Linked DNA regions of Homo sapiens: region 1 is linked to region 2. A link is a loop called in an ENCODE intact Hi-C map of the cell type or tissue named here. Cell type or tissue: Caco-2. All regions are shown on one strand. Links, peaks and the distances in the headings refer to the core of each region. The heading gives the core; the rest is flanking DNA.

What was found. A loop is a pair of places that touch in the nucleus more often than their neighbours do. Peaks named below come from ENCODE experiments on the same cell type or tissue, not always from the same donor. Only the 100,000 strongest peaks of a DNase experiment are listed, where the experiment ranks them.
Region 1: a loop joins it to region 2, with 3 times the contacts of the local background. A loop is called at or near these places in 2 of 110 quality-filtered maps.

Annotation. Positions count from the first base shown.
Region 1 is chr11:85,175,239-85,192,007 of GRCh38, forward strand. All of the region lies in intron 4 of DLG2 (discs large MAGUK scaffold protein 2), which reads right to left. Among named protein-coding and RNA genes, the nearest start is that of DLG2, 440 kb to the right of the region's middle. In Caco-2, for the core only: a CTCF peak has its summit at 7,671; a DNase peak (open chromatin) is centred at 7,703.
Region 2 is chr11:84,773,960-84,790,728 of GRCh38, forward strand. All of the region lies in intron 6 of DLG2 (discs large MAGUK scaffold protein 2), which reads right to left. The region is part of intron 3 of LOC124902727 (a long non-coding RNA gene); the gene reads left to right. Among named protein-coding and RNA genes, the nearest start is that of DLG2, 840 kb to the right of the region's middle. In Caco-2, for the core only: a CTCF peak has its summit at 6,930 (motif pointing right); no DNase peak of the experiment used is centred there.

The DNA.
Region 1 (16,769 bases), core at 4,426-12,425, 400 kb after region 2:
ACAGCAACACATCAAAAAGCTTATCTACCATGACCCGACAGTTGGCTTCATCCCTAGGATGCAAGGTTGGTTCAACATATGCAAATCAATAAATGTGATTCATCACATAAACAGAACTAAAGAAACCACGTGATTTTCTCAATAGACACCAAAAAAGTCTTCAATAACATTCAACATCCTTTTATGTTAAAAACTCTGTATAAACTAGATATTAAAGGAACATACCTCAACATAAGAGCAATACATGACAAACCCCCAGCCAATATCACACTGAATGGGCAAAAGCTGGAAGCAGAACCCTTGAAAACTGGCACAAGACAAGGATGCCCTCTCTCACCACTCCTATTCAATGTAATATTAGAAGTTCTGGCCAGGGCAAACAGGCAACAGAAGGAAATAAAGAATAATCAAATAGGAAGAGAGAAAGTCAAATTATCTTTCTTTGCAGATGACATAATTCTATATCTAGAAAACTCTGCCGTCACCACCCAAAAGTATCTTAAGCTGATAAGCAACTTCAGCAAAGTCCCAGCATACAAAATCAATACGCAAAAATCACTAGCATTCCTATACACTAACAATAGGCAAGCAGAGAGCCAAATCATGAATGAATTCCCATTCACAATTGTCACAAAGGGAATAAAATACTTAGGAATATAGCTAACAAATGAAGTGAAGAGCTTCTTCAAGGAGAACTGTAAATCACTGCTCAAGGAAATCAGAGAGGACAAAAACAAATGAAAAAACATTCCATGCTCATGGAGAGGAAGAATCAATATCGTGAAAATGGCCATACTGCCCAAAGTAACTTATAGATTCAATGCTATTCCCATTAAACTACTATTGACATTCTTCACAGAATTAGAAGTAACTGTTTTAAAATTCATGTGGAACCAAAAAGGAGCCTGGATAACCAACACAATCCTACGCAAAAAGAACAAAGCTGGAGACATCAGACTACCTGACTTCAAACTATACTACAGGGCTACAACAACCAAAACAGCATGGTACCTGTAAAAAAGAAGACACCTAGAGCAATGGAACAGAATAGAGAACTCAGAAATAAGACGGCACATCTGCAACCATCTGACCTTCGACAAACCTGATAAAAACAAGCAATGGGGAAAGGTTTCCCTATTTAACAAATGGTGCTAGGAGAACTGGCTAGCCAAATGTGAAAAATTGAAACTGGACCATTTCCTTACACAATATACAAATTTAACTCAAGATGGATTAATGATCTAAATATAAAACTCAAAACTATGAAAACCCTAGAAGAAAATCTAGATAGTACCATTTAGGACATAGGCACTGGCAAAGATTTCATAATAAAAATGCCAAAAGCAATTGCAACAAAAGCAAAAATTGACAAATGGGATCTAATTTAACTAAACAGCCTCTGTGCAACAAAAGAAACTATCATCAGAGTGAACAGACAACCTACAAATGGGAGAAAATTTTTGCAAACTATCCATCTGACGAAGGTCTAATATCTAGAGTTTACATGGAATTTAAACAAATTTACAAGAAAAAACAACTCAATTAAAAAGTAGGCAAAGGACATGAGCAGACACTTCTCAAAAGAAGGCATTCATGCAGCCAACAAATATATGAAAAAAAGCCCAACATCACTGATCATTAAAGAAATGAGAATCAAAACCACAATGATATACCATTTCATGCCAGTCAGAATGGCGATTATTAAAGTCAAGAAACAACAGATGCTGGCTTGGTTGTGGAGAAAAAGGGATACTTTACACTGTGGGTGGGAGTATAAAATTGTTCAACCATTGTGGAAGACAGTGCAGCAATTCCTCAAAGATCTAGAAGCATAAATGCCATTTGACCCAGCAATCCCATTACTGAGTATATACCCAAAGGAATATAAATCATTCTATTATAGAGATAACATGCACATGTATGTTCACTGCAGCACTATTCACAATAGCAAAGACATGGAAACAGCCGAAATACTGCTCCATGATAGACTGAATAAAGAAAATGTGGTGTGTATGTATATGTATTTATATATATATATATATACATATACACACACACACACACACACACATACATACATACCAGGGAATACTATGCAGCCATAAAAAGAAACAAGATCATGTCCTTTGCAGGGACATGGGTAGAGTTGGAATCTGTTATCCTCAGCAAACTAACACAGGAACAGAAAACCAAATACCACATGTTCTCACTTATAAGTGGGAGCTGAATGATGAGAACACATGGACACATGCAGGGGAACAACACACACTGGGGCCTTACAGTGGGTGGCAGAGTGAGGGAGAGCATCAGGAAGAAAAGCTAATGGATGCTGGGCTTGATACCTAGGTGATGGGTTGACCTGTGCAGCAAACCACCATGGCACACTTTTACCTATGGAACAAACCTACACATCCTACATATATACCCCAGAACTTAAATGTTGAAGAAAAGAAATAGTGTCTCTTATGAGATTCTTATTAACTACTAAAAGAAAATAGTAACTTTACAGTAGATAATCTGGAAGCTACCTTAACCAAGTGAACAATGCATAATCAGTAATTTAACAAATATATATTTTAAATACCTTCTCAAATCATGTAATGAGAAGGATATATCCCTTTTGTAGTACTTCTGCCAAAAATATATAACTTGAATTTAATCATAAGGAAATAGCAGAAAAAAAATTAAAGGCTATTTTACAAAATAAATGTCTTATATTTGGGGAAAAAAATAAATTCAAGGTCTTGAAAGACAAAGGTAGACTGAGAAATATTCTTCATTGAAGATGACTAAAAAGACATGAAAACTAAATGCAATGTATAACACTAGATCAGAGCCTGGACCAGCAAATTTTTTTTATAATAAAGACATTTAGTGGAACATTTAATACAATTTTAATAAGATCTATAAGAATAGACAATATTTAGACCAATGCTAAATTCCTAATTTTGATCATTGTACCTTGGTTATACAAAAGAATATACTTGGTTTTAGAAAATACACAGTGAAGTATTCAGGGAAAAAAGGCAAATTGCTCTTTAACCACACCCCCAAAAAAGTATGCATGTGTTTATGCCTAAAGAGAATAACACAAATATAGTAAATGTTAATTTTGGAGAATCTGAGTAAAAGTTATACAGGTTATTTTTTACTATTTTTGTAACTTTTCTTTGTTTTAGATTATTTATAAATAAATAGTTTTTAAAAGAAAGCTACAGATCCAAAAATCCAAACTGTTTGAAGAAAGTATTATACTAAAACTATAGCAAAATTAGTAATCAGAATGTAAATATGTCCAATATGAATATAATAAAAGGAATGAAAAAGATCTTCAATAAACAGAATGCTCAGAGATAGAAGAAAATACAAAGTCAATTTTTTAAAAGCCAAACAAATTATGTTGGAAAACAGGAAGAGAGGGAACAAGAGGTAGAACAAGACAGATATAACAAAGAGCCATTAAAAATGGAATAAAAAATAGTCATTGCAACAAAAATTAATAGATATTATAAACCATAGACTAAACATATGCAGAAAAATTGGAAGATAGCACAAGAAATCCCCTCAGAACACAACACTAAAATGCTGAGATCTAAAATAGATAAAGAGCTGTACAAAAGCATGAAGAATAGATTGAGAGGGTCCAATATACATCTTCTCAGAGTATCATGAAAGGAGGATGAAGAGAACGCTGAAAAAGCAATATTTGAATAAATACAGCTGAGAATTTTCCAGGATTTCAAAAAGAGATGAGTCCACCGATAGAAAAAGCTTTCTAAGAGGCAGTGTACATACATAAAATTAAATATGCACTCAGACACACAAGAGTAAAACTGAAAATCAGCAGGAATAAAAAGGAAATCTTAGGATCTACAATAGGAAACAATCTACAGAAAAACAGCTTAATTAAGCAGAGAAACCAAAAGTAATAGAACATATGCTCACAGTGCCATGAGAAAATAATTGCTGTCCTATAAGCTTATAGCCAGCTAAATTATCATGCAAAAGGGAGAGTGCAAGCATACAAATATTAAGATAATTTAACAATAAATATCCTCACAACAATAATTACTAAAGGACGTACTTCAGCAAAAAGAAAAATAAACTCAGAGGAATATCTAAGTACAAAGATAAATAGTGAGCAAATAAATAAATAAAATATATCATAAGTCAAATATGAAGTATTGTATGGATATGAGAGACTGGAGTATTCAATGAGTTATTAAAATCCATCAAGGTCCTTGTCATATTTGAGAAAGATAAATATAACTTTAGATTTCTTAGAATAATATATAGATTATTATGTATGCCAAAAAGATAACCAATTAAAGAACAGAAGACAATCAGATGTTTCCAACCAGCAGAGGAAAAAATAAGAAGAAAACATAGAAAAATTTTCAGTACAACAGGAGGTACAAATGGGTGGGTGAAGGAGAAAGGAAAAGGATGGTCAATGAACAATGTCCTTAAATGGCGGAATAAGTCTAAAGACATTAGGACCCACAATAATACAAATGAACTAAACCTATCTATTTAAGATAGGTAGCAAACTGAACAACATAAATGTTAATAACGGTAGTTAATACTTCCTATTCTGCAAGTGCTTTACAAAGATTAACTCACTGAGTCATCACAATAGCCTATGAAGTTTATACTATTAGTGCACCATTATTATGGATAAGCATATTGAGATTTAAAGAATTTTAGCAAATTGTCCAAGGACACACAGCTAGTAGGTGGCTGTGATTTACACCAGGTAGGCTTATTCCAGAGTTTAACCTTTGTGACCATTCTATTCTGCTAAGACTCAATATAGTCATATGATCAAAAGTTATGTATTATTAAATATTATACTCTAGAAGAAGCTTTATGGATGTCAAAATGCCAGCAGGATTATTTTAAGTGAAAAAGTATGTTATAAAAGAATATATACTAATACCATCCAAAGTTTGATTAAACACACACACACATAAGCACATATACATACTGAGAAATCCACCAGAGAACAGTTGTAATTACTTCTGAATCTTGTGATAATAGGTGACATTTATTCTGTTCTTTATATATTTCTGTATTTTCTACAGTGCATAACTGTATGTCATTTTGTTAAACTTTTTTTAATGAGCCTTGTACAGTGCCTGGCACATTAATGATCAAGGGAGAGAGGGCAAACCACAAAGTCCTTTCATTAACTAAAGTTGAGTGGAAGCTACAGAACCAACGATGTTGTGTTATCTTACTATCACAAGCTCAGATCCTAGGGACAAATAAACTGCATACTTAATAAAAAGATTCAGCAACGAGAAAATCCTAACAAGCTGCCCTTTTGTGTTAGTTTCAGGATGTGATTTTGGAATCCAACCTCAATTGTGGCTTCAAAAGAAACCTGAAAATAAAAGCTTCAGCTGTAGAAATGCAGTTAAATATCAGCATTAAATAGAACATAGAGCCCAGGAATGTCAGAGCTGCAAATGTACTTATGGAGATTGCCACCTACAGACTAAATCTCTCACTTATACATCAGGGGAAAAGATCCACAAAAGCAGAGACTTGTCCAAGTTTACATAGACTTTCATAGATGAACCCAGACTGGAACTCAGTTTTTCTGTCTTGGATAAAGAAACTGAGGTTTCTGACATGAATTACTTGCCCAAAATTACACAGCTACCAAAAGGTAGAGCCAGTATTCTAATTTGGTTTGACAGGATTCCAAAATCCATTCTGTTTCTGAATTATAATCAAATAGACAATTTTTTAATTATTCATAGAAATCTTATTTAATCAACAAATTTATCAATTGTTTATTATTTAATATTCTTCAAGAATATGAAAGTATTGAATATTATTCAATAATTTTTATTCACCTAGCACTTCCATTTTACTAGCACTAAAGAAGAAATAATTTCTCTCTTCTTTCAGGCTTCCTCTTCCTGTTGCTTGAATATCTCCTTCTCTCCATATATATGTATATGTATATGTATACGTATATGTATATGTGTATATATATGTGTATATATGTGTATATATATGTGTGTATATACATAGAGGGAGAATCAATCCATCACCTCAAGCATTTATCCTTTGTGTTACAAACAATCCACTTACACCCTTTTAGTTATTTTACAATGTACAATTAAATTAGAAAATAGATATTTTTAAGTTACTATGAATTGGAGATGGAGTTTTTTTTAAGAATTTTCCCTGTGATCTCTTTCCTTTTTAATTTTCTATGACTTACTCTCTGAAAAGCCCAATACTTTTAGAAAGCAGGTGTCATGTCATATAATTGCAGTTCTCCTTTTAAAATTTAATTTTGTTTCCGTTCCCTTGTTATTTTTTCCCTGTCAACACTACCAATAGTTGCACTCACAAATAGGCAGTAACCCTTGCCTGCATGCCTAGTGCTGTTTTCCTGTATTCATTTTGCTTCTGATTAAACACATTTGTATTAAGAGTGTACTTGTAGCACAGCCACTTTCTACATGAAAGGAGAATTTTGTTGTGGTGATGAATATTGTTTTCCAGTAGATAAAATAATTTCTAAATATCTTCTCTATTAGCTCGATATTTTCAACCAGGCTTCATCCTAGATAAAAGATCCTAACTGAATGTAGCAGGAGATCATCGTCCCTTACAGGCTTCCAGGAAATGCTCTCTTCACTGTCAATTATTTATATTGTGAACATCCAGGCAAGGAGACTGCATAGCATTCTGCTTTTGTATTTTTCAAATTTGCCTCATCTTTGTGATGTGGAAATTTGTATGGTGATGAAGAAAGTACACATTCATCTAATGAGTGAGAAATAAATAGTTTTTATTTTTTGAATACATTTTGGTAGTTGGGGTTAGATGTGATGGAATTAATGTTTTGTCTCTAATGTCCTAGGACCTAGTGTAGGACCTATTTATTCCAAGTACTCTGCCTATGTTATCCCAATTCATTCTTCACAAATATCTTACGAGGGAACTGTCAACCCATTTTAACATGAGGCTTAGAGTAGTTAAGTAACTTGCCTGAGGTTGCATAGCTAAGACATGATGGAGTCTGAATGTAAGACCAAGTTGTCCTTGTGTTCTTTACACTGAAACACACTTCTCTTCACAATCTAAACATGTTAAAGTGATCAAGTGGAGAAAAAGAATGAAATAAGAATTATATTCTTTATTCAGCCTGACACATTTTAATTGGCAAGGAAATACTAAATCAGTTAGTTGTTCTAGAATTGAACCACTTACATTATAATTTTTATTTAAGAAACACAAACTGCTTTTTAAAAAGCAATGAAAGGCTTTAGAAATGTATCAGTTTTCTAACATAATTATTTGTCTGTGTGTGTGAGCAAGTGTGGGAGAAAAGAAAGAGAAAGAGAAATGGGGTGGGGTAGACTTATGGGCACGCCTGTGTGAACACACACATTCAGCTATTATTCTAAAGTGGAAATCACTCCCCAGCAACATATTCAGAAATTTAGCTGGGAGATAGAAGGGTAGGAAGCCACAAAACAACATTTAGGAAATTACTAGCAAAGTAAAAATCCTGGTGATTAAAAACAAAAAGAAAAAAAAGGGGAGGCACAAAAGACACTTGAAACCAAGTGCAACAAGTTACCATGGCAACTAGATAATGTGGGTTGAGATTTATATGACTCCATTGTTCCAGCAGAGAAATTCTAAATGACACCCTAGTGGCCTGACAGAGTCGATGCATCTCCCAGAATGCTCCGGCTTATTACTCAAGAGTGCTTTAGGCACAGAGAAAGAACAAGATCACAGTAACTTTGTCAGTTCCAGCCTTCCTAAGACACTTGTTTCTTCATTCTGGAGGCAAAACATTCTCAATTTCTGGAGCCAGTCCTGACCAAGCTTAGCAGAATATTAGCATTCTTATATTTACCTGTGGTTGAGGATAGCATTTACCTTACTGTCTGAAGTACGTGATCCAGTATGAATGGAATCAGCTTTGGGCACCTAAATCCCTCTTTGTTTTTCTGCTGGAACAGTAGTCTGCCCTGATTCCCAGGCAACTTTAGCTAAGGCTCTAAAATTCTGACTAATCATTACCATTGTTAATTAACAACACCATCAGCACAACAATCTAGTATTCATAACAAATATTTGTTGAAAATATATTACCTCTAATGCTAATTAACAAACCCCAAAGTAGTTATCATCTATAGATGCTCATATGTTTTTATTACTTTGCTACACATGAATGGCAAACTGAGGCTAAGAAAACTTAAGTGACCAAGGTCCCAAAACAGCCAAAATTTGATTTCAGAAATGACAACAAAACCATTGCCAGGGGGATTTATCTTACTACATCAAATCTTGGCTGTGGTTGGGTCCAGGTCCACCATTTTAACATAAACACTAACAGGAATAAAAGACACACAGAATATTATGGCTTGGTCCTGTTGTACCCCATTTACTGCATGGGCAGGCTGAGATATCAGGGACAGCAACTCCAGTCCAAATTAAGTCCAAATTAGCCATGCTCCTATTACCTCTGAATATTAGATCACTAGTTGAGAAAACAGGCTGCCCTATTTCTAGGTTCATTATCTTAGCTGGAACTCCATCCGTTTCTTGCTTCTCACTCTTTCTCACTGACCCTCAATGGAAGGAAAAAATAAAAAAGGAGGAGGCAATTAAGATGTTTAAGCATCTATTATGTGCTGGGCACTCTATTTGAATATGTTATCTCATTAAATTCCTACCAAAAAATCTATAGGCTAATTATTTTCCTTTCTGTTTTACATATATGAGAACTAAGAATCAGCAGATAAATAATTTCCAAGGGTTATACAGTAATTATTAGGGTTTAACCAAGTTTCTTTGACCCTAGTCCCTTGCCTTTTGTCCCTTAACCCTTGGCATTCCTCTCAACATAGCTTGTTCAGATTATAATTATGTTTAGAGCTGGAAGGGACCAGAGCATGATCAATTTTAAGAGATGTAATTAGTCAATATGAAAGTACTATTAAAAGTAATCAAAATAGAGAAAACAGTAGGAGTTAGCTGCATAAATTAAAACAAACTTATGCATAGCCTTATATCCTCCAATATGTAATTCTAAACAAGGGGATTTTTTTTTATAAAAGAGATTTTCCTTTTTTTTTTTTTAGGAACAGGTGTGCATAGATTAGGAATTTCTATTATGCCAAGGTTTCATTCGTTGCAATAAATAAGCTCCCATTTTGTAGAGAAACAAGGTAGTTAATAAGCAAACCAGTAATGGCAGCTTTTGGTGTGACTATTTCCTGATACCACCAAGCAGTTTCCTCCAAGTGAGACTAGTTGAAGCCATGCTTGGAGATATAACTGTTATTAGAACTGCCCATTTCCCTCATTTGGTACAGTAAAGGTTAGTTTCTTCCCTCAGAGTGGAATTAGGTAATCATTAGCCATCTTCCATGTCACAGAGGTAATACTATTAGGGCATAAATTAATACACATAGTTAAAATTTTAATATAAACTTGAACAGTATTAGAAGTTAGACCACTATTTTTCATGTTACACTTCTGTAATATGAACTTCTTTGGAAAAAAAAATAAAAGCAAGTTACCAGTTTCCAGTAGAGCAAAATGTGAATAAATTTAACAACTATACTGTGTTATCATAGCAACCAATTTAAAAAAAAACTGATATGATAAAAAATGACACAAGAGAACAAATGTATCAAGTTGTTATGGCAACTGGGGAACGTGGGTTGAAATTTATGTATCTAGAATCCAAGAGAATATTCTAAGCAACTAAAATAAACATTTGCTTATTAAAACATCCCCCAAATAGCACTTACCTATAAGCATTGAAGTGTTTTCATTATTTTGTCTGCTTTTTCTTTTATTTCCAATGGATGATTTTATATTGTGAGCATTTGTATTTTCAGTTCAGCTTACTTTTTGGCAACAGATACACCAAGATGCAGTTTGGTTTGCAGAAAATGGTGCAAAAGCCAATTTCAAAATAGCATCCTCAATCATGTTTTACCCTTTTACTCTTCTCTTAACAAAATGTCTATTCTATCTGCTTTTTCTTTATAAAGAAGCTCTTGCTTACTTGATCAATCAAATTCATTATGTTATCTTTACCTGATTTTGGAAGTCTTCCCATTAGACAGGATATGGGTTAAAGAATTATATAATAAATTTGGATATTTAGGAAGTCTTCCACTAATTTATGCACGCACACTTTTCTTTTAGTAGCATAACTGGTTGTTTTGGACTAAATGTTCTAATGGCATCTGCAGTTTCTACAGAACTTTGCCCATGCTCATGTAGAGTATCTCATTGTGAGAGCAGGAAAGGTGAGATTCTCTCATGACTCCATGCATTTTTGTAAAACCTTTTCCCAGTGCCACTAATACTCTTTTTTCCACCCTTCTATCTGCTTGGCTGATTCTTAATCATAACTTTCCACTGTCTACCCATTTGAGCTAAGTGTCCCTCACCTTTGTCCTCATAACACCCTCTGCATACTTACAGCTAAGTGCCATCATCCTCATCGAAATCAACATAATTAACATAATCATTATCACATATATTACATATTAAGCATTATCTGTATGTTAGTGACTGCTAACTACTTCCCAAATATCATTTCATTTAATCTTCACAAAAGCCATGTAAGGTAGATATAATTACCGCCACTTCTCTATTTCATAGGTAAGGGAAAACTGAGGCCTAGAGTTTGTCACTTGATTTAGGTCACATACTAAGTTACAGCCAAGAGATTTTAATCCATGTCAACAAAATACCAAAGCTCATTTCTTTATCATTTAGTTAGTCACTAAAATTTTTTCTTTAGTTTGTTTTGACATTAAACTATGAACTTTTTGAGAATTTCCATGTGCCTACACTGTAGATTTTCTGAACACATGTCTTATCTCTGGTATCTCCTGCACTGTTAAATAGAGACATAATATGAACCACAATTGTGAGCCATAGTAAAATTTTGTATTTTCTAGTAGCTGTATTAAAAAAGTAAAAAGAAACAAAATTAATTTAAATAATATATTTCATTTAACTCAATATATGCAAACTATTACCATTTCTACATGTAATCAATATATAATTATTAATGAAGTATTTTACATTTCTTTTTTAGTACTAAGTCTTTGAAATCTGTTGCATATTTTATATGTATCCAACATCTCAATTTACACATGCAGCTTTAGTGGCTACCATATTGGACAGAGCAGCTTTAACTCATGCCTGATAAGTAGATATGTAAAGAATGTTCAATACAAGTTTTGTGGAATGAATAAATAAATGGGCAAATACATAGAAATGGAGAATTTTAGATTTGTATTTATAGAATGACCCAATTTACCTTTATGGAACTTTTAACAGTTTGTTTATGAGGAAGCTAAAAGTGGCTATTTTAAGACAGAACATAGATACGTAGTAGTGTATTCATGTTGTGATAATTCCAGGATTACTGTCACATCCTGACCTATCATGGAGAATTGCCTGCCCAGACACTTGTGTATGCTGAAATCCATAGCGGTGTATCATTAGTCAGCTCAAAAAGCCTCCCATTTTTAGAACATGTGTTTTCCATTCTCAGGCTCGGGTTTCAAGTTATAATTCATCATATATTTCATTTTAAAAACTCCTTTAGATCATTTTAATCAATGCCTATTAACAGTAAGTTAAGAATATACATTTTAAATTAAATCAAAATCAGCCCATATCGATAATGAATAAATAAAGTATATCTCAGAGTATCCCCCTTAAAGAATATTTTTATATTAAAGCCCTGGATGTGCTGACACCACACTGAATATTACTGGTAGAAATAATCAACATTTTAAAAATCCATTTACATGATAACAGATATACTGAACATTGTAATATCTTTGCAGTCAAAAAACCAACCTCGAAATCACATCTCAGTGGCAATACTGAATATTACTAAAACACTGGCCCAGGGGGGAAATCTATAGAATAAAACCGGCAATTGCTAAGACTTTACATAATAAAATTATCCTTGACTAAAAATAAACCGAAGAAAAACATCAGGGAATGAGAATATGGTGATTACTCTAGAAAACTTTAAAAAATTCTTCAGAATACCTATATGAAAAGCCAAAGGGGGAGAAAAGAACAAATAAAAATATGGCTGTCATGACCTAACGGTTCATTGCCTATTAGGATGGGACCCACTGACTTATCTTACAAGGGAACTGCCAATTCTGCTTTTAATGTTATTAATTTGAGTGCTAACTATAATAGACATGATTAAAAATATATCGAATTAGAAAAAAAAGGAAGTATAAAAACTAGACAAAATTGCTAAAAATAACAATTTCAGGACTCTGGGAAATGACCAAAAGTGTACAACAAATTGAGAAATGTTTATTCATGAAAAACTACTCAACTACAGGTAAGAGAGTGGAAATTAGTGTCAGCGTTGACTGGGCATGCTCCCATCTCCACTCCATCCAGCTCAGTTTGCTAGTTCTATTAGGATGGGAAAAGTAGTAAGAACCAGTATCTTTGCAGCCTAAGGGAACTCGCTTGATTTGGAGTGGAACATGAGAAAAAAATCCACACTCAGTGGCATTGGCAGTAACAGTAACAGTCTCAGTGGCAAGCAAAAGGAATAAACAGTGGCTCCAGTGACCTTAGGTTGTAGTGCTGGTTGGGGCATGCAAAACATCAGCAGACTAATTGGTAGTTCAACAGGAAGATCCACGAAATGAGACGGCCATAAAGGGCCTTGATAAGCTATTCACACCACCCTGCTGATGGGAAAGTCTTAAAACTGTTCAGGAGAGATTAGAGAAGGCCTTAGTCTCTCTATGTGTCCCTGGCTGAATATAATCCACAAGCGCAGAGGAGACATGGGAATAGAGGACCTAAAGAGAGTAAAAGTTGGCAATGGCTTGTAAACTACTTGAACTATGAATGGAATCCCCAAACCAAACACAGATCCATCAGTAGAGGGTGGAAGCCTTGCTGATTCAAGATATTTAGGCACAAACTCTAACCAAATATTGGCTGACCACTAAGCTATGCTGACATAGGGGTGACCCATAGAAAGCCAGGATTTCAAACAAAAGTAAATATTAAAATCCTGCAGGGAAAGAGATTACATAGATTGAATGCAGGAAAGTTGCAAACAAACAAAACACAAGCAATAACAACCATCAGAGTGGGAGGCAGAATCTAGATTTGCTATAATCTGGTATCTAAAATGTCTAGTTTTTTTAAAAACAGACAAGCAAAGAAACATGAAAGCGTGATCCATGCTCAAGAGAAAAGCAGTCAACAGAAACTCTCTTAATGAATACACAATAGACCTAACAATGACTTTAAAGCAAATATTACAAATATATTATAAGAATTAAAGCCCATTTTTAAAAAATTAAAGTATGACTATAATGACTCAACTAACAGAAAATCTCAATAAAAATGAAGCAATTGTTTTAAAAATTTAAGTGGAAATTCTGAAGTATAACATTTAATAACTGAAATTTAAAACTCACTAGAGAGACTCAACAACAGTTCTGAAATGTCAGAAGAAATTATCAGTAAACTTGAAGATTAGAAATGATCTAACCTGAAGAACAAAGAGAAAATGAAGAAAAATTAACAGAGCCTTGGAGACCTCTAGGACAACATCAAACACACCAACACAAGTAACGGGAGTCCCAAAAGGTGAAAACACTGGGAAACAGACAGTAAAAATAAGCCCCAAGCTTTTAAAATTTGATAAAAACTGCTAATCTATAGATCCATGAAACTGAACAAAACCAGAATAGAAAAAATGCAAAGCAATATCCATCTAAATACATCACAGAAAAACTGTTGAAAGAAAAAGAGAAAATTTTTAAGGCAGCAAGATAAAAAATATGACTCATTAAGTACAGAGAAACAGCAATATGATTAATGGCTGACTTCCCATAAGAAAGAATGGTGGCTAAAAGACAGTGGAATTATATATCAAAGTGCTTAAAGTTAAAAACAAAAACAAAACCTGTCAACCAAAACCTCCTCGGGAAAATTATTCTTCAAAAAGGAAAACAAAATAAAGTCATTCCCAGATGAACAAAAATAAAAAAAATTCATTCCTAGAGACCTAAAAACTGGAAAGAACATTTGTCCATCAGTGGCCAAATAGTTATACAAACCATGCTGTATCTATTCAATGGAATGCTATTTGGCAATATAAAACAACACACTATTGATACACACGACAACTTGAATGTATCTCAATGGCATTATGCTGAGTGAAAGAAGCTAGTCTCAAAAGATTATATAGTGTATGCTTCCATTTACATATTTTTCAAAAACACAAAACTATAGCAATGAGGAAGAGATCAGTGGTTGTCATAGACTAGATGTGGTTGGAGAAGGTGATTATAGAGAGTTAGCAAAAGGAAAGAGGGTTTGAGGAATTAAAATTGTCTTATATCTTGATTACAATGATGATTACATATGTTAAAATTCAAAGACCCATGTACCAAAAGGCATCTTTACTTTATAATAATTGGAATAAAATAAAATAAAACCAAGAAAACCCACATAGTTGAACACTACACTCACAATGAATGTATTTTTTTTTTCTTAGAGACAGGGTCTCATTCTCACCCAGACTGGAGTACAGCAGTGTGATCATAGCTCACTGTAGTCTTAAATTCCTGAGCTCAAGAGATCCTTGCACCTCAGCTTCCTGAGTAGCTAGGACTACAGATGTGAGCCACCTTGACTGGAGGATGTATCTTATAATGTATAAATTATACTTCAGTAAAGCTGTAAATAAATAAAAGTTACTGTGAAACTGAATCTAATTCAGGCAGGACTTCTAATGCTTTAGACCCTTCAGAAATGAAAGTTTGTTCATCCTAGCAAAGGATCATGAATAAATAGTTCAGGTACTCAAATATGTGTAATCAGTATAGAAAATTTCACAAAAAGAATTGAGTTGATTTAATAGAATTTACCTCCCAAAACACTTCCTTGAACCAAATTACTGGTATAGTTTTCTTAAAAGTATTCACAATCATACACATTGTTTAAACATTCTCAGGGTCAGAATAGCTCGGACTAAACTAAGTAGCTCCTGAGTCAAAATGATATATCACATACCAGAATCTCTGGAAGACAACTACAGATGTGTTAAGAGGAAAGTTTACAGCAGTGAACACCTACAATGAAAAGTTAGGAAGATCTAAAATCAACAACCTGACATCACCCCTAAAGGAGCGAAAAAAAAACAAGAGCAAATCAGCTCCAAAGCTAGCAAAAGAAAAGCAAATAACCAAGATAAGCTACACTGAATGAAATTGAGATGTAAAATTCATTTGAAAAAAATCAATGAAACCAAAAGTTGGTTTTCTGAAAAAATAAACAAGATTGATAGATTGCTAGCTAGATTAATAAAGAAAAAGAGAAGATCCAAATAAACACAATCAGAAACGACAAAGGTGATATTAACATCAACCCCACAGAAATACAAAAGCTCTGTTATGAACACCCCTATGCACATAAATTAGAAAACCTAAAAGAAAAATGTTTGATATCACTAATCATTACAGAAATTCAAATCAAAACCACAATGAAATACCATCTTACACTGGTCAGAATGATTATTAAAAATTCAGAAAATGACAGATGTTGGTGATGTTGTGAAGAAAAGGGACAATTATACACTTCTGGTGGGAATGTAAACTAGTTCAGCCACTGTGGAAAGTACTCTGGATATTTCTCAAAGAACTTAAAACAAAACTGCCATTCAACCCAGCAATCTCGTTACTGTCATTACTGGGTACATACCCAGAGGAATATAAATCATTCTACCAAAAAGACACCTGCACTCATATGTTCATTGCTGCACTATTCACAATAGCAAAGACATGGAATCAATCTGGGTGATGAAATCATTTGTCTATATGCATGCGCGCGCGCGCACGCGCGCACACACACACACACACACACACACACACACACACACACACACGTTTGGATATATTCCCAATGAAGAACAACAACAAAATGGCGTATGGTGTATCGTAACTTTCCGTACTCTTTGCTAAGACTTTTTGGACCCAGTAGTGGAAGGAAATAACAGAAGTTAAACTCTCTACCACTTTTTTTAAGCAAAACTATGTAATCGATTTCACTCCCACCACACACCACACCCCCACCAACACACACACACACGTTGTTCCCCCACTTCATCCTCCACCAGGTTCCACTGGCCACACAACTCAAGATCTATGGAATGCAAGGAAGAAAACAGTCCTGGCTAGCTTGAAAAAATTTACTGACACGCTCTCAGAAGAATTCATGCTAAGAAAATCCATATCCCATCACTAATTTTCAGGGTATGGCAATGGCTTTCTCAAGAATATTACAGGGAACCTTTGGAGTATGACAGCAAATTGCTTCAAAGAGGCTTTCTTGCTTTTCTCCTTCAAACATGTGTATCTCATGTATGACCCAGGAAGATATATATAGATTGGTTTTCTGGGAGTTTTTTCCTCCATCCACAGATATGGCAGAAATATACTACCATTGATGGGCAGGCAGACATTCCAGCAACAGATGAATATTGAATACTTCTTATAAGTCTACTAAGAGCTTTACATACATTATCTCAATTGACCCTTACAATAAGTTTGAGAGATGGCTATTATTATTTTCATATTATCCTGGGCTTTTTGAGGCTCAGAAGTGTGAAATAATTTCCCCCAAGTAATGCGGTTACCTTAAAATACCCTATGAAAAATGTATTATTGCTATTTTACAAATAAGAGAAA
Region 2 (16,769 bases), core at 3,332-11,331:
ATAAAAGGCAACCAAATAGGAAAAGAAGTCAAACTCTCTCTCTTCGCTGATGATATAATTTTATCCCAGGAATACCCTAAAGATTTCAATAAAAGACTCTTGGAACTGATAAAAGACTTCAGTAAACTTTCAGGACACAAAATCAATGTAAAAAATTCAGTAGAATTTGTAAATACCAATAAAGTTCAAGCTGAGAACCAAATCAAGAATGCAATCCTATTTACAATAGCCAAAAATAAATAAAATACCTAGGAATACATTCAAGCAAGGAGGTAAAAGACTTCTACAGAAGAACTACAAAATACTGCAAAAAAATAAATAAAAAAACAACAGATGACAAAAACGAATGGAATAATCTTCAATGCTCATAGATTGGAAGAATCAATATCATTAAAATGGCCATACTGCCTAAAGTGGTCTATAGATTCAATGCTATTTCTATCAAACGACCAACATTCTTTTTCCCAGAATTAAAAAAAGACTATTCTAAAATCCATATGGAACAACACAACAAAAAGTCCAAATAGCCAAAATAATCCTAAGCAAAAAGAACAAAGCTTAAAGCATTGCATCACCTGACTTCAAACTATACTGTAAGGCTACATTAACCAAAACAGTATGGCACTGGTACAAAAACAGAAACATAGACCAATGGGGCCGAGAACGCAGAAATAAAGCTGCACAACTACAGCCACCTGCTCTTGACAAAGTCAACAAAAATAAGCAATGGAGAGAGGACTTTCTAGTCAATAAATGGTGCTGAGATACTTGCTATCCATATGCAGAAGAATAAACCTGGACCCCTACTTTTCATCATGTACAAAAATTAACTCAAGATTGATTTAAATGTAAGACCTTAAACTCTAAGAATCCTAAATAAAACATAGGAAGCACCATTTTGGAAATCACCCTTGGGAAAGAATTTATGACTACATCCTCAAAAGCAACCGCAATAAAAAGAAAAATTGACAAATGGGATCCAATTAAACTAAAGATCTTTTGCACAGCAAAAGAAACTACCAACAGAGTAAAGAGGCAACCTACATATTGTAGAAAATATTCACAAACTATGCATCTAACAAAGGTCTAATATCCAGAATCTATAAGAAACTTAATTCAACCAACGAAAAGCTAATAACCTCATTAAAAAATGAGAAAAGGACATGAATAGACACTTCTCAAAAGAATACATACAAGCAGCCAACAAACATGAAAAAATGCTCATCACTAATCACCACGAAAATGCACATCAAAACCACAATGAGATACCATCTCATACCCATCAGAATGGCTATTATTAAAAAGTAAAAATCAACAGATGTTGATGAGCTTGTGGAGAAAAGGGAATGCTTGTACACCTTTGGTGGGAATGTAAATTAGTCCAGCCACTGTGGAAAGCAGTTAGGAGATGTCTGAAAGAACTTAATACAGAACTACTATTCAACCCAGCAGTCGCATTAGTGGGTATATATCCAAGAGAAAATAAATCATCCTACCAAAAAGACACATGTGTGTTCATTGCAGCACTATTCACAATAGCAAAAACATGGAATAAACTTAAGTGTCCATCAATGCCGGACTGGATAAAGAAAATGGGGTACATATACACCATGAAATACCAGGCAGCCATAAAAAAAGTGAAATCATGTTCTTTGCAGCAACATGGATGCAGCTGAAGGTCATAATTTTAGACAAATTAACAGAAAATGAAAGCTAAATACCACATGTTCTCACTTCTAAGTGGGAGTTATACATGGCAACAATAGACACTGGGTACTACTGGAGGGGGATGGTACAGCAAGGGGCAAGGTTGAAAAACTAACTATTGGGTACTATGCTTGCTCTTTGGGTAACATAATTAATTGTACCATAAACCTCACACAGTATACTCATGTAACAAGCTTGCCCATGTACCCGCAGAATCTAAAATAAAAGTTAAAATTATTTTAAAAAGGAATTAGGAAAGGAGTGAGTCCATTTAAAACTTCTGTTGGATGTATGTGCGAAGAGCTCTTTTGTTTGTTTCAATATCTTATTGCTGGGCTTATAATACTGTAATTTCTGATAACTGATATTTCTTATGTTTTTCAAATATTGGTGATCAAATATGCCTGATTATTTAACCTATTAAGTATTTTATCCCCTCCTTTTTGTTTATTGAGGTACACCTTTTTAGGCATGTACAATTCTATCACTTTTTGTTGTTGTTGTTTGAGGCAAGTTATTGGTCTGTTTCCTAGGCTGGAGTGCAGTTGTGTGATCACAGCTCACTGCAGTCTTGATCTTCTGGGCTTAATTAATCCTTCCACCTAATCCTAAGTAGCTGGGGCCACAGGCACACACGACCATGCCTGGCTAATTTTTTAAAACATTTTTTTGTACTGACAGGGTCTCCTTATGTTGCCCAGGCTGGTCTTGAACTCCTGGGCTCTAGCAATCCCCCAGCCTTGGCCTCTAAAATAATGGGATTACAGGCATAAGCCACTTTGCCTGGCCTGTGATGTTTGATTAACATTTCTACTCATGTAATCACTGCTACAGGCAATCGAGATAGAACATTTACCTCATCCCAAAAGTTCTTTTATGTATGTTTATAATTCATAGCCTCTCCCAATCCATATGTCCTGGCAACCACTGATCTGATTTCTGTCCAAAAAGTTTTCTAATTTCCATAATGGCATATTAGTGAAAACGATATAATATATAGTATTTTGAGTCTGGTTTGAGTTAACATAATCCATTTGAGAGTCATCCATGTTGTCATGTATACCAATATTTCATTTGCTTATATTGCAGAGGGGTATTCCATTATATGGATATACCACACTTTATCCATTAATTACCTGATGGACATTTGGTATCTTTCCAGCTATAGAAGATTAGGGATAAATCTGCTATAAGTATTATTAAAATATATTGTGCAAAGATATATTTTTCTTTTTTATTTGTATAAATTACTGGGTAGAAGTGTAATTTTGTTATAAGCATAGATTGTTATAGTGCTCAAGTCAGGGCTTTTAGGGTATCCATCACTCAAATAACATACATTGTACCCATTAAGTAATTTCTTATCATCCAGCTCTCTCACTTCCTCACCTTTGCGAGTCTTGGGTGTCTGTCATTTCACTCTGTATGTCCGTATGTACACTTTTTTAAGCACCCATTTATGAGTGAGAACATGCAATATTTGACTTTCTGTGTTTGACTTTCTGTGTTTCACTTAATGACCTCCAGTTCCATCCATGTTGCTGCAAAAGATGTAATTTCATTCTTTTTGCTGTCTAAATAGTATCCATTGTGTGTGTATGTATATGTGTGTGTGTATATATATATATATATATATATATATATATATATATATATATACGTTTTCTTTACCCAGTCATCCACTGATGGATGCTTATGTTTATTCTGTATCTTTGCTATTGTGAATAGTGCTGTGATAAACGTAACAGTGTAGGTATCTTTTTGATATATTGATTTCTTCTCCTCTGAGCAGATAGCTTAGAGTGGGATTGCTGTATCTAATAGTAGCTGTTTTTTAGATTTTTTTGAGAAAACTCCATACTGTTTTCCATAGAGGTTGGACTAATTTACGCTCCCACTAACAGTGTATAAGAGTTCCCTTTTATTTGCATCCTCACCAACATTTGTTATTTTATTTATTTATTTATTTATTTTGTTTCTTTAAAAACAGCCATTCTGACTGGGGTAAGATATCTCACTGTGGTTTTAATTTGCTTTTCTTGATAAGTGACGTTGAGCATTATTTCATATACCAGTTGTATGTCTTCTTTTGAAAAATGTCTATTCATGTCCTTTGCCCACTTTTTAATGGGATTATTTGTTGATTTTGTTCAGTTGTTTGAGTTCCTTGTAAATTCTGAATATTAGTTCCCTGTTGGATGAATAGTTTATAAATATTTGCTCCCATTTTGCAGGCTGTCTGTTCACTCTGTCAATTATTTCCTTTGCTGTGCAGAAGATTTTTAGTTTAATTAAGCCCCATTTGTCTATTTTTGGTTTTGTTGCCTGTGCTTTTCAGGAGTTAGTCATAAATTCTTTGCCTAGACCGATATCCAGAAGAGTTTTCCCTAGGTATTCTTCTAGCATTTTTATAGTTTCAGGTCTTATGTTTACGTCTTTAATCCATCTTGAGTTGATTTTGGTATACGGCCAGAGATATGGATCCAATTTCATTCATCTGCATATGGTAATCCGATTTTCCCAGTACCATTTATTGAAAAGAGTATCCTTTTCCCAATGTATGTTCTTGTCAGGTCTATCAAAGATCAGTTGGTTGTAGTTATGTGGCTTCATTTCTGGATTCTCTATTCTGTTCTATTGATCCATGTGTCTTTTTATTTTTATACCAGTATCATGCTGGTTTGATTATTATAGCCTTGGAATATAAAATCAGGTAATGTGATTCTCTCAGTTTTGTTCTTCTTGCTTAAGACGTTTTGAGTCTTCTGGTTCATTTTTGATTCCATAAAATTTTTAAATTGCTTTTTCTAATTCTGTGCAAAATTGTTGGTATTTTGATAAAAAATGCATTGAATCTGTAGATTGCTTTGAGCAGTATAGTCATGTTAACAATATTAATTCTTCCAGTCCGTGAGAATGAGATTTTTTATTTGTGTTATCTACAATTTATTTCATCATTGTTTTGTAGTTTTCCTTGTAGACATCTTTCACCTTCTGTGATGGTTAATATTGTGTCAAGCTGATTGGATTGAAGGAGGGAAATTATTGTTTTTGGATGTATCTGGGTGTTGCCAGAAGAGATTAACATTTGAGTCAGTGAACTGAGAGAGGAAGACTCACCCTCAAGAAGACCCACTCCCATTATGTGTGAGCACCATCCAATCAACTATCAGCATGGCTAGAGAAAGCAGGCAGAAGAAGGTGAAAGAAGCTGACTTGCTGAGTCTTCCCGCCTTTCTATTTCTCCTGTGAGGGATGCTTCCTGCTCTTGAACATCAGACTCCAAGTTCTTTGGTTTTTGGACTCTTGAACCTACGCCAGTGGTTTGCCAGGGGCTCTCAGGCCTTCAGCCACTGATGAAAGCCTGCACTGTCGGCTTCCCTACTTTTGAGGTTTTGGGACTCAGACTGAGCCACTACTGGCTTCCTTGCCCCTCAACTTGCAGATGGCCTACTGTGGGACTTCACGTTGTGATTGTGTGAGTAATTCTCCTTAATAAATTCCCTTTCTCATATATATATATGTGCGCACACACACACACACACACATATATATGTATATATACACACACACATATCCTATTAGTTCGGTCCCTCTGGAGAACCCTAATATAACTTTTTTTGTGAAATTTATTCTCAGGTACTCTTTTTTTGTTGCTATTGTAAATAATACTGCTTTCTTTATTTCTTTATCTGCTAGATCTTTTGGTTTCTACAAATGCTACTTATTTTTATACATTGATTTTATATCCTACAACTTTACTAAATTCACTTATCAAATCTAGGAGTTTTTTTGTGGAGTCATTAGTTTTTTCTAAATACAAGATCATATCATCAGCAAACAGGAATAACTTGACTTCCTCCTTTCCAATTTGGATGCCTTTTCTTTCTTTCTCTTGCCTGATCGTTCTGGCTAGGACTTCCAGTGCTATGTTAAATAGGAGAGAGGCAAAACTGATAAACTTCTAGCTAGACTAACCAAGAGGAGAGAATAACCAAATAAACAAAATCAGAAATGAAAAAGGAGACATTAAAATTAATGCCACAGAAACATGAAAGTTCATCAGAGACTATTATGAACAACTACATGCTCATAAAATAGAAAACTTAGAGGAAATGGATAAATTTCTGGAAATGTACAACCTCCCCGTATTGAGCCAGGAAGAAATAGAAAATCTGAACAGATCAATAATAAGATAGGATCAATAACAAAACAATCTCTCAACAAAAAAAAAAGCCCAGGACCAGGACCAGGACCAGATTGTGATATTCACAACCAAATTCTACCAGATATACAAAGAAGAACTAATACCAATCCTCCTAAAATCGTTCAAATCAAAGAAGAGAAAATTCTTCCTAATACATTCTACCATGCCAGTATCATCCTGATACCAAAACGAGGCAAGGACACAACAAAAATAGAAAATTATAAACCAATTTTCCTAATGAACAAAGATGCAAAAATCTTTGTTCATTACTAGCAAACCCAATCCAACATCACATCAAAAAGATTATACACCATGATCAAATGGTTTTTATGCTAGGGATGCAAAGATGGCTCAATATTCTCAAATTAATAAATATGATACATCACATAAAATTAAGACAAAAACGATATGATCATCTCAATAGACAAAGAAAAAGCATTTAATAAAATTCAGCATGACTTCATGATAAAAAAATTAAAAAACTATACATAGAAGCAACATACCTCAAAAAAATATAGGCCATATATAATATACACACAGGAAACATCACACTGAATAGGAAAAAGTTGAAAACATTTCCTGTAAGAACTGGAACAAAGATATATTTCTCAGATTGCTGGATTTATGGTAAGTTTATGTTTAACTTTATAAGAAACTGCCAAACTGTTTTCCTGAGTGGCTGTAACATTTTTTCATTCTCATCAGCAGTGTGTGTGAATTCTGATTGCCTAACATCCTTATCCACATTTGGTACTGTCATTTGTTATTGTTGTTGTTGTATCATTCTAATAGGTATGTGGTGACATCTTATTGTGGTTATAATTTTCTCTTACATTGAATTGAAAACATTTTTAAAATTCAGATATTTCCCTATAGCTCCAATATACACATTTAGTAACAAATGATACTATTATCGCAAAATTTGTGGATGGATTTAACTTCCTTCTTCCAGGTATATTCATCTTAATGATTGTTTTGAATTCAGCTTCCTTTATGCCATTATAGTTTTTTCCCACTAGATGGCAACTGCTCAGTTGTTTAGAACGGCTGAGTAGCTAAAAGCAAGGAACATAAAGGATAGAGTCAAGCTATGAATTGTGAAGTGCTTTACTCCAGGATTGTACAAAAAAAAAAAAAAAAAGCGACAAGACTTCATTGTCTGCCAAAAGTTCATCATAACTTAATGTGTGTGTGTGTGTGTGTGTGTGTGTGTGTATACTTTCTAAGTAATTTCAATCTAAGTTTGGAACTACCAAATGTGGATGGAGCACAGAATATAAAAATACAAAACAAGGTATCTTTTGAATGTAAGTTAGTGTCACAAAGTAAACAAATAGTTTGTAGAAAACATTCAGAAACTATCTAGTTTCTTCAGACAGTATATACTTCTGGAGAATATAATTTGAAACACAGATATTTTAGTAGTTTTGACATACCAAACATATATTTTCTGGAATACCTGTAGGTAAACTGAGAAGTTAGTTAAGGGTTTTCTGATTGCTTTTTGCTGTTATTTTAGCACCACATAGGACCTCCTCCCTGAGTTGATTTCATTCATTAATCAAATATTTACTAAGTTTCTATTCTGTTTCAAGCTTTGTGGTAGCATCAAGAATACTAAGAGGAAAACGACCTAATACATGATAATAAAATAATAATATAATAATAATAATAGAAATTGTCCTTTAAGTGCCAGAAAGTATTCTAAGACATTTATAAACATACTACTTCTTATTACCACAATCTTATGAAATGTTATTGCTCCTCTTTAGGAGACACAAATTGAAGACTGAGACCCTCTGACAACCGCAGTAGTTATAGTTGAGACAAAAATGATTTTAAAGAATATTCATGTTTAGAGTGGACCAGAGATGTCACCCCAAAATTACTCTTTGCAGCCATGTAGTATGGAAGGAAACAAGATATTTCCATGTCCTCAGTGCTGAACAACTTTTAGTAGTCGAGAGATTCCAAGCCTACCCATGCAGCTTCTATAGTGATATACAACAGAGATGGCAGAGGGCAGGGTCTAAGACAGAGGCTGGATGGAGGACAGACCTAGGATGCAAGAAGCAGAATTGAAGCCCAAATAGGAATCAAGATAGAGCCAAGTCATCGATCTCTAGCCATGCCAAAAGAAGATGCTTGGAATACCATTAGCAGCCACAATCTTCACTTGACAATATCAGTATGATTCTTGGAAATCAAGACAAGAAACACTTCCATGGATACCTGCAAAACCCCACGGGTAACAGACACACACATGTAGCCCAGGTGTTTACTCCCATTATAAAGACATGTAAACTTCCCCACACTCCAAGATACTATCCGGGGTGGATTAGATGGGAAAGACAAACTTTTGAGAGGAGAGAAATATAACTTGATTAAATATTTATCCAAAATAATATTGCTTTAAATATATCACTAGGTACCTTTAAGTTTTTAAGTTTTGGGGAATCAAAGATAACTTTGAGGATTTAGTAAAAGTTATGAACATTCTTTCCCACTGGCTTCCTACCCACCCACCTACATACACACATTCTCTTTCCCACTAACTACCCCTACCACACACACACACACACACACACACACATTAAAATGAGTAATTCAAAATATTTGCGTATATCTCTATAGGGCTTAGTGAATAACTGAAGCTTAGTCATTAACTCCTGGAAGATCTATGAATCCCGGGTTAAGAAATCCTAGGTTGTGGAAATGGCACTAGACTTGAGTTTTGACTCAATCATTTGCCACCTATGAGAACTTGAATAAATCAACTCTTCTCTCTGAATCTCAGGTTTCTCACTGTTTGTGAAATATCTATTACATGGAGGAGTGGGATAGGGATGGCTCTATCATAAAAAACATATCTTCTTTACACTCTTCTTTGCAAAATTTTATAATATATGAATACACTTACAGTCCTACATGGTCCTATATAGTTATTTTGGATCTGTCATTGATCACTTTTAATTTTCCTCTTAAGAGTGTCACTCTTTTTCTCTATCCCACCAGCATCAGCGTACCTTTCTGGCAGTCCTCATCCTCACATATGAGAAACTGCAGTAGCATCGTGTAGCATCTTGCTGTTTCAACCTTTAGTCCTTCCTATGTATGAAGCACATTATTCTCAACCCACTGCTTCTTCCTATAACTCTCTTGCTTAAAATCTACCAAGACTCTCAATTACATAAGAGATAATATCTAAAATCTAACAGTCAAAGACTTAAAAAAAATCAATTGATCTCACCCTGCTTAATCAATCTTACATCCTCAGCTCTAGTAGTCTAAATTTTACTACTAAGAGGAAGCTTTCATAGGAGGAAAAATGATGTGATTTGAAGTCGTTGGCTCAGTCACTTACTAGCTATTTTCATCCTGGGTAAAACACTTATCCTATCACGGCCTTAGTTTTCTCAACACTTAAATAAAGTATTTGTTCTGGACAATTTCTAAGATCCCTTTCAGTTCTGACACTGTCTGACTCCATCACCCTGTGCCCCTTAAATGCTAAATTCATTCCTACTCTGAATCCTTGATCTTTCTGTGTTCTCTTTCTGTAGCATCCTTTCTGCCAGACTAAGCATTTTCTGTTCTCCAAGGTTCAACTTATGTACTTGCTCATCCATGAAATCTTCAGAGCTCCAAAGTTTGTGAGAATCATTTCCTTCTCTGCGGTCTCATGGCATCTAAATTTTGTACTAATCAATAAGAGTATCTTACACTGATATAACACTATAGCTTTAGTAGAGATGTTTACATACAATATTTCACTGGAGCCTCTCAAAAGATCTATAAAGGTAATTACTATTCCTACTCAAACTCAGAGAAGCCTAAAATGTCTCAACTCTAATGCAACTGATCTAGAGTCAGAATTAAAGGTTTTTGATTCCTGTTTCAGAGTTTTTCCTCCATACATGTTCAACATGTCAAATAATTATTGGTATCTGTATGTTTCACCTATATAGCTATTATTTAGCTCAGTAAACATATATGTTAAGCTCCCATCATATAAAATCTGCTTAGGTATAAGCTATGGCTAAGGGAGTTGGGAAGCAAATGGAGTTTTCTAGCATGGGTGCTTGTAATTCTTATTTTGTCTGGTAACCCTTAACAATGAGCTTATTAAAAATAAGGGTATAGGCTGGGCACAGTGGCTCACACCTATAATCCCAGCACTTTGGGAGGCTGAGGCGGGTGGATCGCCTGAGGTCAGGAGTTCAAGACCAGCCTGGCCAATATAGTGAAACCCCATCTCTACTAAAAATGCAAAAAAAAAAAAAAAAAAAAAAAAAAAAGCTTAGCTGAGCATGGTGGCAGGCACCTGTAATCCCAGCTACTCAGGAGGCTGAGGCATAATTGCTTGATCCCGGGTGGTGGAGGTTTCAGTGAGCCGAGATTGCACCATTGCATTTCAGCCTGGGCAACAAGAGCGAAACTCCACCTCAAAATAAATAAATAAATAAATAAATAAATAAATAAATAAATAAATAAATTAAACAAGAGTATAGAACATAAAATAAGAACATTGTCCGTGGAGTCAGAAATATCTGGGTCCTCTCTCATTCTTTGTATTAAGGAAAATTTCAAATACATTAAAATAAGACTGTGTACCTCCTCATTCATCTTCAATAATGATCAACTTGCAACCAACTTTATGTCATCTATACTCCTAACCACTCCCTCAGATTATTTTGAAGCAAAATCAGACATCATTTCACTTCATCTGTAAATATTTTAAGAAGATCTACATATAAAGACTCTTGCTTTTAAAAATAACTCTAGTACCAACAAAAATTCTTTAAAATCATGAAATAGTTAATGAAGATTCAACATTTCTTGGTTTTCCAATTTAAAAAAAAAGCTTGCTCAAAAAAATGATCTTATATAAATAGAGAGTAGACTGGTGGTTACTAGAGACTGGGGTGATGTGGTGGCCGTTGGGGAGATGTTGGTCAAAGTATAAAAAATTTCAGATAGGAGGAGTAAATTTCAACAGATCTCTTGTACAACATGTTGACTATAGTTAATAATACATTGTATTTTTGAAAAAAGCCAAGAGAGTTGGTGTAAAGTATTCTCATCACAGAAATGATAACTATGTGAGGTAATGCATATGTTAATTAGCTAGATTTAATCATTCTACGATGTATGTATACTTTAAAACATCGCATGGTTCACATAAATACATACAATTTTGTGTCAATTTAAAAATAAATAAATAAATGTATGATGAGAAAAAAAGTTTGTTCAGATCAGGCTGCAAAACAAGGCTATATATGGTTTGCATGTCTCTTACGTTTCTTTTAATCTACAGGATCTCCTCATTCTATCACTCTCCTCTTGCAATGTATTTGTTTAAAAATATGCTTTTTTTAAATAAAAAAAAATTCTCCTGTAGTGCTTCTGACAGTATAATTTTTTTCTGATCATATTATCTTATGTTATGGTTCCCTATATCTCCCATGAATTGGAAGTTAAATCTAGATTTGATCAAACTGAGGAGCAATATTTTACGCAAGACTCCTCATGAGTTGTTAGGTATACTTCCATTAGAAGTCACATGATGTCTAATTGTCTTTTTATGATGTTGTAACCATGGACAAATATTTTGCAGATCTAGTAATTTAAAATGGTGATATTCTATTATTCCTTCATAATTGATTAGGTACAAGACCACTATAAAGAGAAATTTCATTTCACTTATTTGGTAACCTTGAATTTGAAATTGTATAGAACCAACAAGGTAAATGTTTTATTCTTCCTATTGATTCGTTTTCAAAACAAAAAATAGGTTCCCTAGTATTTCCAAATCTAGTAATCAGGTGATTTTTAAATAATATCTTTATGAAATCATGGATCTAAACATTTTTATTATGTTTTAACCCATTATAATTATTATCTTTATTGATGCTCAGATTGCCTTATTTTGACCAGTGGAAGCTGGTAGGCTTTCGAGTCCTTTTATGATGACACTCCATATCTTGGTGGATAGGTTAATTGCTTTCTGACATAACAAAATATTTCAGTTCCATCTTGTCATTTTCCTACCTAAGACCTAGAATAAGTCTTTTTCTTGAAAATCATTTTTTTTCCCAAGAAGATCTGTTACCTTTTATTAGGAAATGGTATTTGGAAACCACACTGGAAACACTACAGATGTTCATATCTACTATGCTATCATTACTTCTAGCTCTTTTAAGTGGACAAAACTAGGAAATATTCTTAAAGATAAAATATATCATCATCATGATTCATTCTGAACTTATTCAAATTTTACTTAACATTAGTCATAGAAGAAGTTTGGTTTTTATCCCAGCTCCCCCAGTTGCCTATAGAACAAGTGATATAAACTGTAACTACCCTAAGCCCTCAATTTTGTACCTGAAAAATTAGAATAATAAAACCAACTACTCACTTGAACACTCATAAGAAGATAGTTGGTCTATCCTGACCATATGGAAAATAATGAAGTATCATAAACCACAGATATATAGAACTAACCATTTGGTTTTATTATAAGAAAACGTAGAAATTCTGAAAGCCACAAAATTATCAATTCCAAGCTAGGACATTCCAGAAGTTAATAGCTAAATACAGCTAGAAAGAACTACTAGAAACTACAGGATGACTGATCACTTTTATAACAAGCTTCTAAGATAGAGCACTGAGCTCCCTATTTCTCTGTTCCGCCTTCCGTCCACTCATGTAAACACTGGCTTCCCCCAAAAAACATCAATTCCATTGTTAGGCCTTCTTCCTGTAAGATCTGAATAAAGCTCCAATGAGCCATAACCAATCTCTTCTGAAGCATTCCACCCATTGATAAGAGCTGCCTCAATTGAATATTTCCATTGCAGCAGCAATAGGGCAGACAGTTGCAGAAAATCCTCAAAAGAACTACCATAGACACAAAGTTAACTGGCAGTAAAAATCGCTCTGTGACACCACCACCCTATGTTCAGAAAGATAGGCAAAGCTCTCCTCTTTGTCTAGACCTTCCTTTAATTAGGGTCCCGGGGGCCAGGAAAATTCTCTGAAGTAAGTCTGTGCACTGCTCCGGCTTTTGAAGAGTAATGGCTTTGGTGGGAAGAAACATTTGTAAAAATTCAGATCTAATCTAGGAACCCAAACCAATCTAATTAGAGTGTCTGTGCACTGAGATGTTCACTAATGAGACTCAAAGAACCAACACAGGAGAAACAATGACTTTTTTGCAGCAGGCATTATCAGGCTGCCTTAAATGTGACCCACATTCACTCATGCCCCAGTACCCCAGGAGTAGAGCCATGTCCTTTTTCTAGATTGACTCTTGGCAAGTGTCTCTGGTAAGTTTTCCATTAGGGGGCTTCTGTACTTTCTATTGCTTCTCCATAAGACTCCATTGTTCTCTTTTCTTCTGCTTAGTGTCTGACCTGGCGTGCTCCAGATTCCTATGGTTTGAATTCTGTCTTTTTAACTCATGTCCTACTCTAGCCAAATCCAATTACTTGTCCTGTGCCTCTGTGCCTTTGCAAATGCTGTTCCCTATGCACAGAAGGCCTTTCCTTCTCTAAATAATTAATTTATTCTTTCTAAACTCTCATAGCTCCACTACAAAGTTTTTCTGAAATCCCTCTCTCTACTCCATCTCTACTATGAGGAAGAAATAAATGCTTATTCCCTCTGTTCCACCTCTTTACCCAATATATATCTCTACCACCTCACTTAGTATGGCAATTATGCACCTATATGTGTATTTCCTCTATAATATTCTGAGCCTTGTGTCTAAAGAATATATGCCTAATTTATTTTTCTGTGTCCAATTTCTATCTGAGTTCCTGCACATCATAGTACATTCACAAATACTTGAAGGCCCTCACCACTGGAAGATAAATTGCAGAACATCCATTAAACTAGTGGTTCATACAAAATTATGTGGGAATGTGAAGAAGGGAGAAACTGACCTGGCACAGTGGCTCATGCCTGTAATCCCAGCACTTTGGGAGGCCGAGACAGGTGGATCACTTGAGGCTAGGAGTTCAAGACCAGCCTGGCCAATATGGTGAAACCCTGTCTCTACTTACAAAAAAAAAAAAATTAGCTGGGTGTGATGGTGCATGCCTGTAGTCCCAGTTACTTGGGAGACTGAGGCATAAGAATCAGTTGAACCAGGGAGGTAGAGGTTGAATGAGCTGAGACTGAGCCACTGCATTCCAGCCTGGGTGACAGAGTGTGAATATGTCTCAAAAAAAAAAAAAAAAAAAAAAAAAGAAGAAGAAGAAACCACATCAATCTCCACAAGACACATCCAGATAAAGGACAAAGTAGCCAGCAGGTAAAAACAAAAATAGTAAAACAAAATCAGTCACAAATAATGGGGGTCTTTCCCCATTACACTTCTCACTTTCTCTGCTGAGAGAGGGTCAGAAAGCAAGAGCCTCCTATGTAAGTACTACGACCTATATTCAACATGAGGCACATTACTTGGAACACAACAGGTGTTCAAAAACTACTTACTGAATAAATAAAGTAGGTATGCGCTACTTTCAGAAATGTCTCTGTCACTGCGACCTAATAATATCAATCAGGGTAATAAAATGCATGCCTGTGGTCCTGAGTCATTCTCCACATACATTCATACCTTTGAGTGCATTTTCTCTTTCATTTATATTACTTTTCTTAGTATTCCAATGTATAATGTAGTTATAATACATTTTATAACGTATATACAATGTTTCCCTCTACTACTTGTGTATATTTATTATAAATATAGATTTATAGGTGTATGTCATATACTAAATAATACAGTTAAAATTATTTGATTACTTATCTCTCCTACTACAGTGGGACCTCCATGAGAAAGGGAAGATTGTCATTATTTCGTCCAAACATTTTGCTCTTCAATCACCTAGCAGAAACCTAGAAACAGTAGCATCACATAATAATGTATGTTGACTCAATAAACAAATGTATCAAAGTTAGCAGATTTGATCCTCCAGGGTTTCCTCATATTATGGTCCTTTTCCAGCCTCATCACTAAATGATATCATGGCGACTCAGGGAAGCTCTGTTTTCCTCACTAAGACCAGAACAGAAGATGGTGCTATCAAATAGAGTTTTTAAATCCAGAATGAATTCATCCCTATGCCTTGTCTACAGAATCACTCAGAAAATAATGCAAGGAAGTGAAACAAAGAGAGACATGCAAAAGAAATAATCTTGGCACAGCACCTTGCAAATCAATTTTCTATGCCCTTGTTTCTGAACTTTCCTGTAAGGTGGAGGCTTAGAAACTGCAGTGTTTTCATGATGATTGGATAGCATGTTCTGCCACTCACTGCCTTTCCTGGAGTTTCTAACAGGACTGCTACTATTTATCCTCCAGTTTCACCCAATCTGCAGTCTTTCTCATAATGGCTGCAGTGATCCTTCCCTAAAGTTATGTACAGCACTCAAAAACCTTCCTTAAGACTCACTTACTGTTTATCAAACTTTGTTAAATAGCATTAAGACAATGATTGAGTAAACATTTTAGGACAAAGCTTTATTTTTTTTCCTAATTTTTATTTTTTGTGGGTATATAGTAGGCACATATATTTATGGGGTACATGAGATACTTTAATGTAGTTATGCAATACTTTATAATCACATCACGGTAAATGAAGTATCTATCCCCTCAAGCCTTTATCCCTTGTGTTACAAACAATCGAATTATACTTTTTAGTTATTTTTAAATGTGCAATTAAATTATTATTGACTACAGTCACCTTGCTGTGCTATCAAATACCATCTTTTATTCATTCTTTCTAACTTTTCTATTTTTTCTATTTTTTTAACCATTAACCATCTCTACATCCCCCCATTAACCCTCACTACCCTTCCCAGTCTCTGGTAACTATCCTTCTAATCTCAATTGAATTTAAACAGTAAGTTCAATTGTTTTAATTTTTAGCTCCCACAAAAAAGTGAGACCATGCTAAGGTTTTCTTTCTGTGCCTGGCCTATTTCACTTAATATAATGACCTCCAATTCTATCCATGTTATTTGAAGTGTCAGGATCTCATTCCTTTTTATAGTTGAACAGTACTCCATTGTGTATATGTACCACATTTTCTTTATCAATTGATCTGTTCATGAACACTTAGGCTACTCCCAAACCTTGGCTATTGTGAAGAGTGCTGCAGTAAACATGGAAGTGCAGATATCTTTTCGATATTCCTGTTTCCTTTCTTTTCAGTATATAGCGAGCAGTACGATTGCTGGATTATATGGTAGCTCTATATTTAGTTTTTTTTAGGAACTCTAAAATGTTCTCCAAAGAGGTTGTACTAATTTACATTCCCACTAACAATGTAGGAGAGTTCTCTTTTCCACTGATCCTCTCCAGCATTTGTTATTGCCTGCCTTTTGGATAAAAGCCATTTTAACTGGGGTGAGATGATATCTCATTGTAGTTTTGATTTGCATTTCTCTGATGATCAATGATGTTGAGCACCTTTTCATATACCTCTTTACCATTTGTATGTTTTCTTTTAAGAAATGTCTATTCAAATCTTTTGCCCATTTTTAATCAAATTATTGAATGTTTTCTATAGAGTTGTTTGAGCTCCTTATATATTCAGGTTATTAATATCTTGTTAGATGTGTAGTTTGCAAATATTTTCTCCCATTCTGTGGGTTTTCTCTTCACTTTGTTGATTGCTTCCTTTGCTGTTGAGAAGCTTTTTAACTTGATGTGATTGCATTTGTCCATTTTTGCTTTGGTTGCCTGTGCTTGTAAGATATTAGTCAAGACATCTTTGCACAGATCAATGTCCTGGAGGGTTTCCCTTATGTTTCCTTGTAGTAGTTGCAAAGACTGAGGTCTTAGATT